Regions from separate parts of the Homo sapiens genome. Here regions 2 and 3 are each linked to region 1. A link is a contact called in ENCODE Hi-C or POLR2A ChIA-PET data. All regions are on one chromosome and are shown on one strand. Each heading gives the region's core, a stretch centred on a gene start or an enhancer-like site at or near the end of the contact. The rest is flanking DNA. Distances are from core to core; before and after follow the strand shown.

Region 1 (2,977 bases), core at 437-2,936:
GTTAAAATTTCTACAATAGTCTCATAATGCTCTAAATTCTAAAAAAAAATTTCTCATCCTTTAACACTGCTGAACCTAAATTCATGCACTGCTCTAAGAAGGAAACCCAAAAGTCACAAGCCTTTTTAATGACAGATGTATTACGGAAAATTTTCCCCACAAAGTTTTGATGCTGTGAAATATCAACTCCCTGAAATCACAGAAAGGAAATGACTTACATTCTTGGAAAATGAAGCCACTAGCAGCTTTCTCCAACAGCATTTTCTAAACCCCAAACTACACCCTGTGGCAAGAGGGAGTATTTCGTGCAAAAACTAAATTTAAATAGATGCTTATAAAACCCATAAACAAACATTGCCCGGTCCCAGAGAAGAACAGAAGGGAATCATACTCGGAAAATCCAGCAAGAGATACTTTTTCTCCACATTCAGAAATGCTGGAGAGCACAGGCTGGAAGTCAGAAGCAACCTGAGAACGCTTGCTGAAGTTTTCCTTCCCTGCTGTGAGCAATGCACAGCTCCTGAGGGAAATACTGGCAAAACAGATTTTGCGTAAAAAAATAAAAATGAAAAGGTGTTAAGGGGGAAAACGAGCTAATATTTCTTTGGACACTAGCTACACAACTACACGGCCTGAAAATCTGCCAGCTTTCAACTTTAAAATATGCTTATTTTGACATTTTCCCATCTATTCGTGCCTTTAAGAAAACGCCCGCACCATTAGGTTATGCTGTCCCAGGACTCGAGGTGTTGTTTTAATCTCTGTAGACTTTACACTTACACGGGTGGACCGCAGCTGTCCATACCTGACAGTGCCTGGCCCTCCCGGAGCCGAATCCGGTGCTCCTGTTCGCCTGGGGCTCCGCCAGCGCGCCGTAAGCTCCTCCAGAAACCCAAATTCTGCAGGCCGCACCCCCAACTCGTATCTCACCCAGGCCCCCGTCTGGCGCCGATCTGCCCCAGCTCAACCTCCGGCTCCGCAGACTAGGCACTTTCCGGGACGCGGGGCAGACCCTGCGCTCGGGTCCCTTCCCGCAGCCGGGCTGTCCGGCCTCTGCGCGCGCACAACAGGCGGCACGGCGCAGCCCCCGGGAGCGCGGGACTCGGGTGCTAGTCCCGGCGCCCAGCCACAGCGACACAGACCTGGGTGCCGGGGCCCGCCAGGGAGCCCTGTGATCCGGGGACCTCCGCGATGCAGAGAACCAGGGACCGCGCACGGAGCCCAGGCGCGCAGTCTGCAGCCAGGACCAGCCTCCCGCCCCCGCCGCTGAAGCCGCCCCGAGCTCCACGCCTCCCCCGCTGCCGGGCTCGGCTGCCCTAGGGCCTCGTCCGCCCGTCCCAGAGTGAGCGACCTCCGACTCACGGAGAAGCGACCTTACCACCGGTGCCCGACACCCAGAGCTAAGGGAGCGAGAAGAAGGCGAAGAAAGAGGCGGAGAGCGGTGCACTGCCTTCGCTGGGACTCGCGACTTCCAGAAACCCTCCCGAAACCCAGTCCCGCCGCCGCCCCGCCGGCAGGGGGCACAGCGGGCGTCCGGGGCGCGGCGGCTGAGCGATGGGGCGAGCGGAAAGGGCCCAGACGCCTGGTTCTTGTTCATACCTCGGAGAAAGTCTTGAGCACCAGGCGTTGGGCTCTCTGGTCACCCCTCTGACTCTTCCTACCGGCGCCGAGCCTGCCCCACTCCTCTCAGCCCCTTGGCCCCGCCAGCCAGAGGGGCGCTCCGCGTCCGCCCCGCCCCCCACCCACGCCTCCCGACCCGACCCGCCCCCCCGAATCCCCGCCCCCTGAGACCCCGCCCCCGACCCGCCCCAACTGGCCGCGGCGGCAGCCGAGCCGCGGGAGCTGCGCGCTGAGCTCGCGGCAGTACGGGGAGCGCCCGCCCGCCCCGCCCTGGACCCAACCAAGCGTCCCGCGGAGGGGTGCGGCCACTTGGGGGCAGGAGAAAGCGGAGTACGCCACCCCTCTAGGGACCCAGGAAGCGAGGCGAGCCTCAGGTGGACGCGGTGGTGTGGACCACGGCGATCAGGGCCTTTCCCCCTGCTGTGGAGACGGAGGTGCGAGGGGACGCCGGCGGCTCCCCACCTTCTGGCCGAGTGGCCTTCTCCGCCTCCGGCTGGACTCCCTCGGGGCGCTCCCTCCAGAGCCGAGTCGGGCTGGCCGGGGGCGGCTGTTTGGCCTGAGTGTCGTCTTACTAAAGCGGAACGCCGGAGGGGAGGCCACTCCGAGAGAAGGCGGTCCCCGGCGGAGGTGGCTTCGTGAATCCTGCAGCCCCCTGCCCGCCCGCCACTCGAGACGCCGCGCCTCGTGGGTTTCACGCTGGATGGAGGGGGCGCCGCCGAGGATGCCCAGCCTCCCCCTCTAATTCTACCTCTCCAGTTCCTCAGGTAGACACAGCCTCTGTCTGCTGTGGTTTTAGTGCCCATGGCCCCTCAGAAATTATTTTTGTCCCCTCCCGATAGTGGCTTTGGGGGATGGAGGGCGAGAGATGCAAAGGGCCAGTGGAAGATTTTTTATAGCACAAGGAATCAAGCCAGGAGATGGAGGTTTCATTGCCACCTCGGGGTCTGGGGAGGGGGCGAGCCACACCTCTCCGGTCAGTCTGCGCCCACCAGGACCTGCTGCTGGGAACCGCACACGAAAGGAGAGACACCCAGCACCTGGCCCCTAGACCCGCAGGGCGTCAACCTCCTGGGCTTCTGCCTTTCTAGGTTTCCTCTGACTTTGCTGACCCAATGACCCCTGGCCACGGGTGGCAAAAACGCCCTCACTGAGCCCTTCGCTAAAGGAGTGCCGGGGTTTATGTGTCTGGCTTTTAAAATGGGATGAGGAGACAAGGAAACAGGACCTGAGAAAGGACACTATCCAAAATCTGATGCTCTCAGAAGTCAACTTTAAAACTGCCCTGCTCCGCGGTGGCTCACGCCTGTAATCCCAGCACTTTGGGAGGCCGAGGCGGGCGGATCACGAGGTCAGGAGA
Region 2 (3,245 bases), core at 77-2,576, 200 kb after region 1:
GCCTGCATCTCTCCTCGACCCTGGTGGGGAACTGCTGGCAGAATCTTTTGAATGAGCTTCATTTGGAAGAGCTTCTAGGCATTTGTTTTTCCTTAAATAGTGAACTGATGGTTTAGAGACCAACTTGGTTGCCCCAGAATGTTTAGGGTAAACAAGAAACCCACACTGCCCAAAAAATTCTGGTCTGGTTTTCTGTCTAGATTTCTATCTAATATCTAAATTTTCATGCTGTAATTCCTATCCTCAATTTTTGAAACTCAAAGAATTTTATCTTAAATTTTCTTTCCTACATTTTCCCTGAAGAGCTCTAAGAGAAGATGGTAGTGATATTATCATCTTCAAACTAGCACTTTCCTCACTGCTATCTCATTTTCTTCTTACCTCTGTGGCAGTAAGTCACAGGATCTTGACACGAGAGATTCAATTTTATAAGTATATTGAATTTTTGCCACAGGTATGATTGTTTTCACAGTAAACAGACAACAATCACATGCACAGAGACATCTCAAGAGCTTTTTACATCTTAACTGTTAACAGCTTTATGAATTTTAATGGTTCAGGAAAAGTTTATTTTTCACCACAGGCCCAGATGGAAATCGCTGCCATCAGGAATAGCTGAAATCCCCAGCTGTGATAAAGGAGCAGATTTCTAGGCAGAGGAAATCAGAGTATGACCTACTGGTGCTGCCATCTGTTCCCCTATGTGGACCCAAGAGCTGGGGGGTTCCTGTGGGACCCAGGAACCATCAGCTGTGGGTTTGTGTTTTATTGGATTTAATTCAGCCAAGCTTCCTGACTTCCAGGCTTCCACAGTCACTCTTGAATGTTTGGCTCTATCAGATACTGCTACTATATGCTTTTTGATAATTTTTTATTAATAATAAAGTTAATTAAAATTAATTTAATTGAGAGAATTTGGTGACACTCTTTGGGATCACTACAGATACCACCCAACATACTCAATTCAGAATTGCCAAAGAGGGACTCCAGGGCCTCCTGCTGTTTCAGATGGCCTTCTCTGGAACAGTGGGCCAGCTCCTTCTTTGTGGCTTTGGAACTGTTCTGCAGCAGCACTGACAGACAAGAGAAGGTGCAGATTAGCCTGATAATCCCATAAGCTGTGATGGGAAAATCCACTGTGCACTGAGATTCCTTTCTCATTGGGTGGAATCTCAAAATCACCACCATGCTCTTTTGTTGAACTACCCTGAAGACTGATTTTCATGTTTCTCCTGAAGAACCTCCCACTGAAGAATGGCTAAATGCCAGACACTGACTGCCACAGGGAGAGCTTGGCCTTCCCACTATCCCTTTCCCTCTTGCCAAAAACACTCCAGGAAACTCCCTCTGAAGTCATGCATATCTTTTCTGGACTGTGACCCTGCCTGTGCATGACTGTGGCCACCAGCAGCTGGGTACAGCAACTGAGGGTCAGACATCTGCTCTGTAACAACAGCAGAGATGAATCTCTATTTTAATGAAACATGATGGGCTGCATGATTACAAGCAGCATCAGGTTTTTCTAAAGGCAGACTGCAGGCATTGTTTGCCTACCCTTGTCCCATTTACCTGGTGCCTGAGATGAGGTACCATGACTAGTCTGAACAAGCTTTTTGAGGCTTACCAAACTCCTTTTCCTTGGTGGTAACCTTCCTTCATGCATTTTTAAGTGAGAGAGAATGTCAAGATTATACCCACGACGAGCTGGGGGAGGTATCCAATTCAAATGTTTCATTTCCTGCCCCAAGTTTTATTGCATAAGTGGGATGGTATTTAGGAGTTTTATTTGAAGAAGAGAGACCCTGGCTTGGCCATGGTTTTTGAACACACGTGTCACATGCTTCTGCCTGACCTAACCTGCCCTTGAACTACAGACAGAGCAGTACAAGCCAACCAGTTCCATATGCCATTACTGTAAGCGCTAAATGACCATGGTCCCTCTTTCCTTGCCAATGGGTAACTAACTTATATTTCAGCATATATTTCTACCTCGGATTACACAGGAAGATCAGCTTAACAATTGCTTCTCAGACATGCCAACAAATTCATTTCAGCAAACACTATTTATCACCGGCTGTGTACTAGTCATGAAACCAAGATGAAATAGATGCAGTCCCTCACTGTAAGGAGCTTACAACTTTAATGTATGGAATTAGACACATGCACACCTAAATATAGATTAGTGAACTGGAACATGAATGCAAATAAATTATCCAGAATGCAACCCAGACAGATAAAGCAATGGAAATATTTGCTATAATGGTTAAAGACATATGGAGAATACAGTAAGAATGAATGCTATCTATATAATTGGAAATCCAGAAGGAGATGATAAAGAGAATGATCAAGAAATAATATTCAAAGAGATAATAACTGAGGATTTCTCAAACATTAGGAATTCCAAAAAATCCCAAATATATTAACTACAAGGAAATTTGCAAACAATCCATCATGGTGAGACTGTGAACACCAAACACAGAGATTATCTTAAAAGTATCCAAAGAGAAAAGACACATTTCCTACAAAGGAATAGCAATTAGAACAATACAAGCTTCTCTGTGATAGCATTAAGCCAGAAAAGACAGGGGAGTAGTATCTTCAAGACAGTACATAACTGCCAAGCTAGAATCATATGACGTCAAAGCAATAAGAAAATAATTTTGGCCATGATAGGGATTTAAAGTTATAAGTAAGGTGCTTTGAGAAAGCTAAGGGAGGAGCATTAATCGTGCATGGATGGTGGTGTTGAGGGGTGGGGAATGGAACAGATGTGAGTAGGATTGAGACAGCTGGGGAGTGAGGAGACAGGACTGCAGCCAGTGGTAGGATCCCTTTGTTTAAATGAGGAAAAGGCTCTACCTCAAATCCAACACAGTTCCACCCAAGGTGCCCAGAGTGTGGGCTGTAGGCGAGACGCCAATTCTTCCAGACTCTTCAGCTTGGTGGCCTTACATAAGGCACAGTCTGCACATTTGTAACTGCTGCCCTGAGGGGAGGTGCTCCAGATGGTGCAGTCTGAGCAAAGGCCTAGAGGTCCACATGGACATACTATGGTATGTTCAGGCAATAGAATGCCTCTGATAACTGCATCCCATAAGTACGACGTCTTCCTGGTGTTCAGGCTTGTGCACTGGACTGTATAGAAGAACACTGATTCCCATGAGTGGAGCAGGCAGCACACAGGTAAGCTAAATGGGAGCTTCAAGGCTGATAAAGCTCTTCCAGAATTCAATCAATGTGTTTTC
Region 3 (3,214 bases), core at 38-2,537, 230 kb after region 1:
TGTCAACACACATACAGTACAGTTGTCCCTCAGTATCTGTAGGGGATTGGTTCCAAGACTGTCATGGATACCAAAATCTATGGATGCTCAAGTCTTGAATATAAAAACAGCCGGCACAGTGGCTCACGTCTGTAATCCCATTACTTTGGGAGACTGAGGGGGTGGATCACTTGAGCTCAGGAGTTCAAGACCAGCCTGGCCAACATGGTGAAACCCGTCTCTACTAAAAACACACAAAAAAATTAGCTAGGTGTGGTGGGGCACACCTGTAGTCCCAGCTAATCGGGAGGCTGAGGCAGAAGAATCACTTGAACCGGGAGGCAGAGGCTGCAGTGAGTGGAGATTGTGCCACTGCACTCCAGTCTGGGTGACAGAGCGAGACTCCATTCAAAACAATAATAAAATAAAATAAAATGGTACCGTATTTGCATATAACCTACACACATCACCCTTTATACTTTAAATCATATCTAGATTACTATGATACCTAATACAATGTAAATGCTATGTAAATAGCTGTTTCACTGTATTGTTTAGGGAATGATAAGGAAAAAGTCTGTTCATGTTCAGTACAAATGCAAGCATCCATTTTTTTCCAAGTATTTTTGATATGTGGTTGGTTGAATCCATGGATGAGGAACTCACAGATGTGGAGGGCCAAGTGTACTAACATTCTTTTATTCCATTTCTTTCCTTAGAACTATAAGCCCAATAAGCATTTTGTCTAACTTAAAAGTTATCACTGACATTTTCCCAAATGTTTTGCCATTACTAGTCATAAGTCTCCATCCCTCTAACCCTCAATATCAGTTTTCTGGCTGCCTGCTCTCCAACTATGAAGACAGTACTGTATGTTTTAGTTTTTGTTGTTATAGTGCCCAAATTTTTTAACCACGTCTTGCATTAGTTCATATTAGCTGCTGTGACAATAGTAGTAGAGTGACTTTACATAATAGAAGTATATTTCTCTCTCATATACAGTCTTTGTTCCATGCAGTTATTCAGGGACTCTGAGAGATAAAGGATCTGTTACTTTATCTGTGACAAGGTTGCCTTGGGCCTTGACATGCAGACCAAAGAGCACATGCCTGGGAAGTGAATGTGCTTCACTTTCACGATATTTTATTAGCCAGAACTCAGTCGCACCTAAAAAGCGCAGGAAGTCACATGACTACACCTAACGAGGGCAGGAAGTCACATGACCACACCTAACGAGGGCAGGAAGTCCCATGACCACACCTAACGAGGGCAGGAAGTCCCATGACCACACCTAACAAGGGCAGGAAGTCACATGACTGTACCTAGCAAGGGCAGGAAGTCACGTGACTATACCAAATGAGGGAAGGAAGTCACATGAGTACACCTAACAAGAGAAGGAACTCACATGGCCACACCTAACAACACAAGAGATTGTAGACCTTTGTGGGTATTCTTTGAAAGAAAATCAAATAAGCTTGGAGATGGCTAGACAGTGTCTGAACTCATTCTACTAATTTCAGAGACTTTCAGATAGGTCTTCTGAAAGGAAATTAAATCTTGGGACCCCAAACTCATTAAGCCAAGTGGAAAAGTCAAGCTGGGAACTGGATCACACAAACCTGCCTCCCTCATTTGGTTCCTAAAGAAGATTGTTACAAGAGGAAAAGCTACATGCCTCCCCCATATTTTGCCCACAAGGAAATTCCTAGTGACCTGTAAGATCTTTTAAGGTGTTTCTGTTAAAATTTGACCATGGCAGCTGGGCATGGTGGCTAATGCCTGTAATCCCAGCACTTTGGAATTACAGGCAGGCAGATCACGAGGTCAAGAAATTGAGACCATCCTGGCCAAGATGGTGAAACCCCATCTCTATTAAAAATACAAAAATTAGTCCAAGATGGCCAAATAGGAACAGCTCCAGTCTGCAGCTCCCAGTGTGACTGACACAGAAGACTGGTGATTTGTGCATTTCCAACTGAGGTACCTGGTTCGTCTCACGGGGACTGGTTGGACAGTGGGCACAGCCCACAGAGGGTGATCTGAAGCAGGGCGGGGCATCACCTCACACAGGAAGCGTAAGGAGTTGGGGGATCTCCCTTTCCTAGCCAAGGGAAGCCATGAGAGATGGTACCTGGAAAAACAGGACACTCCCACCCAAATACTGTGCTTTTCCAATGGTTTTAGTGAATGGCACACCAGGAGATTATATCCCGTGCCTGGCTTGGTGGATCCCAAGCCCACAGAGCCTTGCTTACTTCTAGCGCAGCAGTCTGAGATCAACCTGCAAGGCAGCAGCCTGGCAGGGGGAGGGGCATCCGCCATTGCTGAGGCTTAAGTAGGTAAACAAAGTGGCCATGGAAGCTCAAACTGGGTGGACCCCACCACAGCTCAGCAAGGCCAGCTGCCTCTGTAGTCTCTGCCGCTGGGAGCAGGGCATAGCTGAATAAAAGGCAACAGAAGCTTCTCCAGACTTAAACGTCCCTGTCTGACAGCTCTGAAGAGAGCAGTGGTTCTCCCAGCACAGTGTTTGAGCTCAGAGAATGGACAGACTGCTTCCTCAAGTGGGTCCGTGACCCCCGTGTAGCCTAACTGGGAGAGACCTCCCAGTAGGGGCCGACTGACACCTCATACAGGCAGGTGCCCCTCTGGGATGAAGCTTCCAGAGGAAGGATCAGGCAGCAATACTTGCTGTTCTGCAATATTTGCTGTTCTGCAGCCTCTACTGGTGATACCCAGGCAAATAGGGTCTGGAGTAGACTTCCAGGAAACTCCAACAGACCTGCAGCTGAGGGACCTGAGTGCTGGAAGGAAAACTAACAAACGGAAAGGAACAGCATCAACATCAGCAAAAAGGACATCCACACCAAAACCCCATGATGATGGTCACCAACATCAAAGACCAAAGGTAGATAAAACCACAAAGATGGGGAGAAACCAGAGCAGAAAAGCTGAAAATTCTAAAAACCAGAGAGCCTCTTCTCCTCCAAAGGATTGCAGCTCCTCACCAGCAATGGAACAAAGCTGGATGGAGAATGATTTTGACAAGCTGACAGGAGTAGGCTTCAGAAGGCTGGTAATAACAAACTTCTCCGAGCTAAAGGAGGATGTTTGAACCCATCACAAGGAAGCTAAAAACCTTGAAAAAAGATTAGATGAATGGCTAACTAGAATAAACAGTGTAGAGAAGACCTTAAATGACCTGATGGAGCCGAAAACCGTGGCACAAGAACTACAT

Evidence for each region. A loop is a pair of places that touch in the nucleus more often than their neighbours do. ChIA-PET counts read pairs that join two places held with the same protein, here RNA polymerase II (POLR2A). Pooled maps may share reads with other maps.
Region 2: a map of endothelial cell of umbilical vein shows a loop between it and region 1 (5-fold over the local background). The contact joins the enhancer-like site here to the promoter of FRMD6 in region 1. A Hi-C loop is called at or near these places in 10 of 168 maps with a recorded cell type or tissue (Caco-2, IMR-90, MCF 10A and 7 more) and 6 of 50 pooled maps. POLR2A ChIA-PET finds 5 or more read pairs at or near these places in 4 of 52 experiments (AG04449, AG04450, BJ and 1 more).
Region 3: a loop to region 1 is called in a map of naive thymus-derived CD4-positive, alpha-beta T cell, with 5 times the contacts of the local background. The contact joins the enhancer-like site here to the promoter of FRMD6 in region 1. A Hi-C loop is called at or near these places in 4 of 168 maps with a recorded cell type or tissue (Right ventricle myocardium inferior, heart left ventricle, heart right ventricle and 1 more), 1 of 37 single-sample maps with no recorded cell type and 5 of 50 pooled maps. POLR2A ChIA-PET finds 5 or more read pairs at or near these places in 4 of 52 experiments (BJ, IMR-90, MCF 10A and 1 more).

The regions. Positions count from the first base shown.
Region 1 is chr14:51,650,619-51,653,595 of GRCh38, reverse strand. It overlaps FRMD6 (FERM domain containing 6), which reads right to left and starts at 1,686. Exons shown (of 14, transcript NM_001267046.2): 1 at 1,600-1,686. FRMD6-AS1 (FRMD6 antisense RNA 1) reads left to right here and starts at 1,852. Exons shown (of 1, transcript NR_037676.1): 1 at 1,852-2,977. RefSeq lists silencers at 913-1,062, 1,073-1,132, 1,143-1,232, 1,443-1,892, 2,023-2,092 and an enhancer at 2,065-2,683.
Region 2 is chr14:51,447,297-51,450,541 of GRCh38, reverse strand. It overlaps a transcript of FRMD6 not described here. Among named protein-coding and RNA genes, the nearest start is that of LINC02310, 52 kb to the right of the region's middle. Within about 2 kb of position 1,326, at least 4 of the 41 ENCODE cell types and tissues checked have a DNase peak (open chromatin) inside an H3K27ac peak, as active enhancers do.
Region 3 is chr14:51,417,969-51,421,182 of GRCh38, reverse strand. It overlaps a transcript of FRMD6 not described here. Among named protein-coding and RNA genes, the nearest start is that of LINC02310, 22 kb to the right of the region's middle. Within about 2 kb of position 1,287, at least 4 of the 41 ENCODE cell types and tissues checked have a DNase peak (open chromatin) inside an H3K27ac peak, as active enhancers do.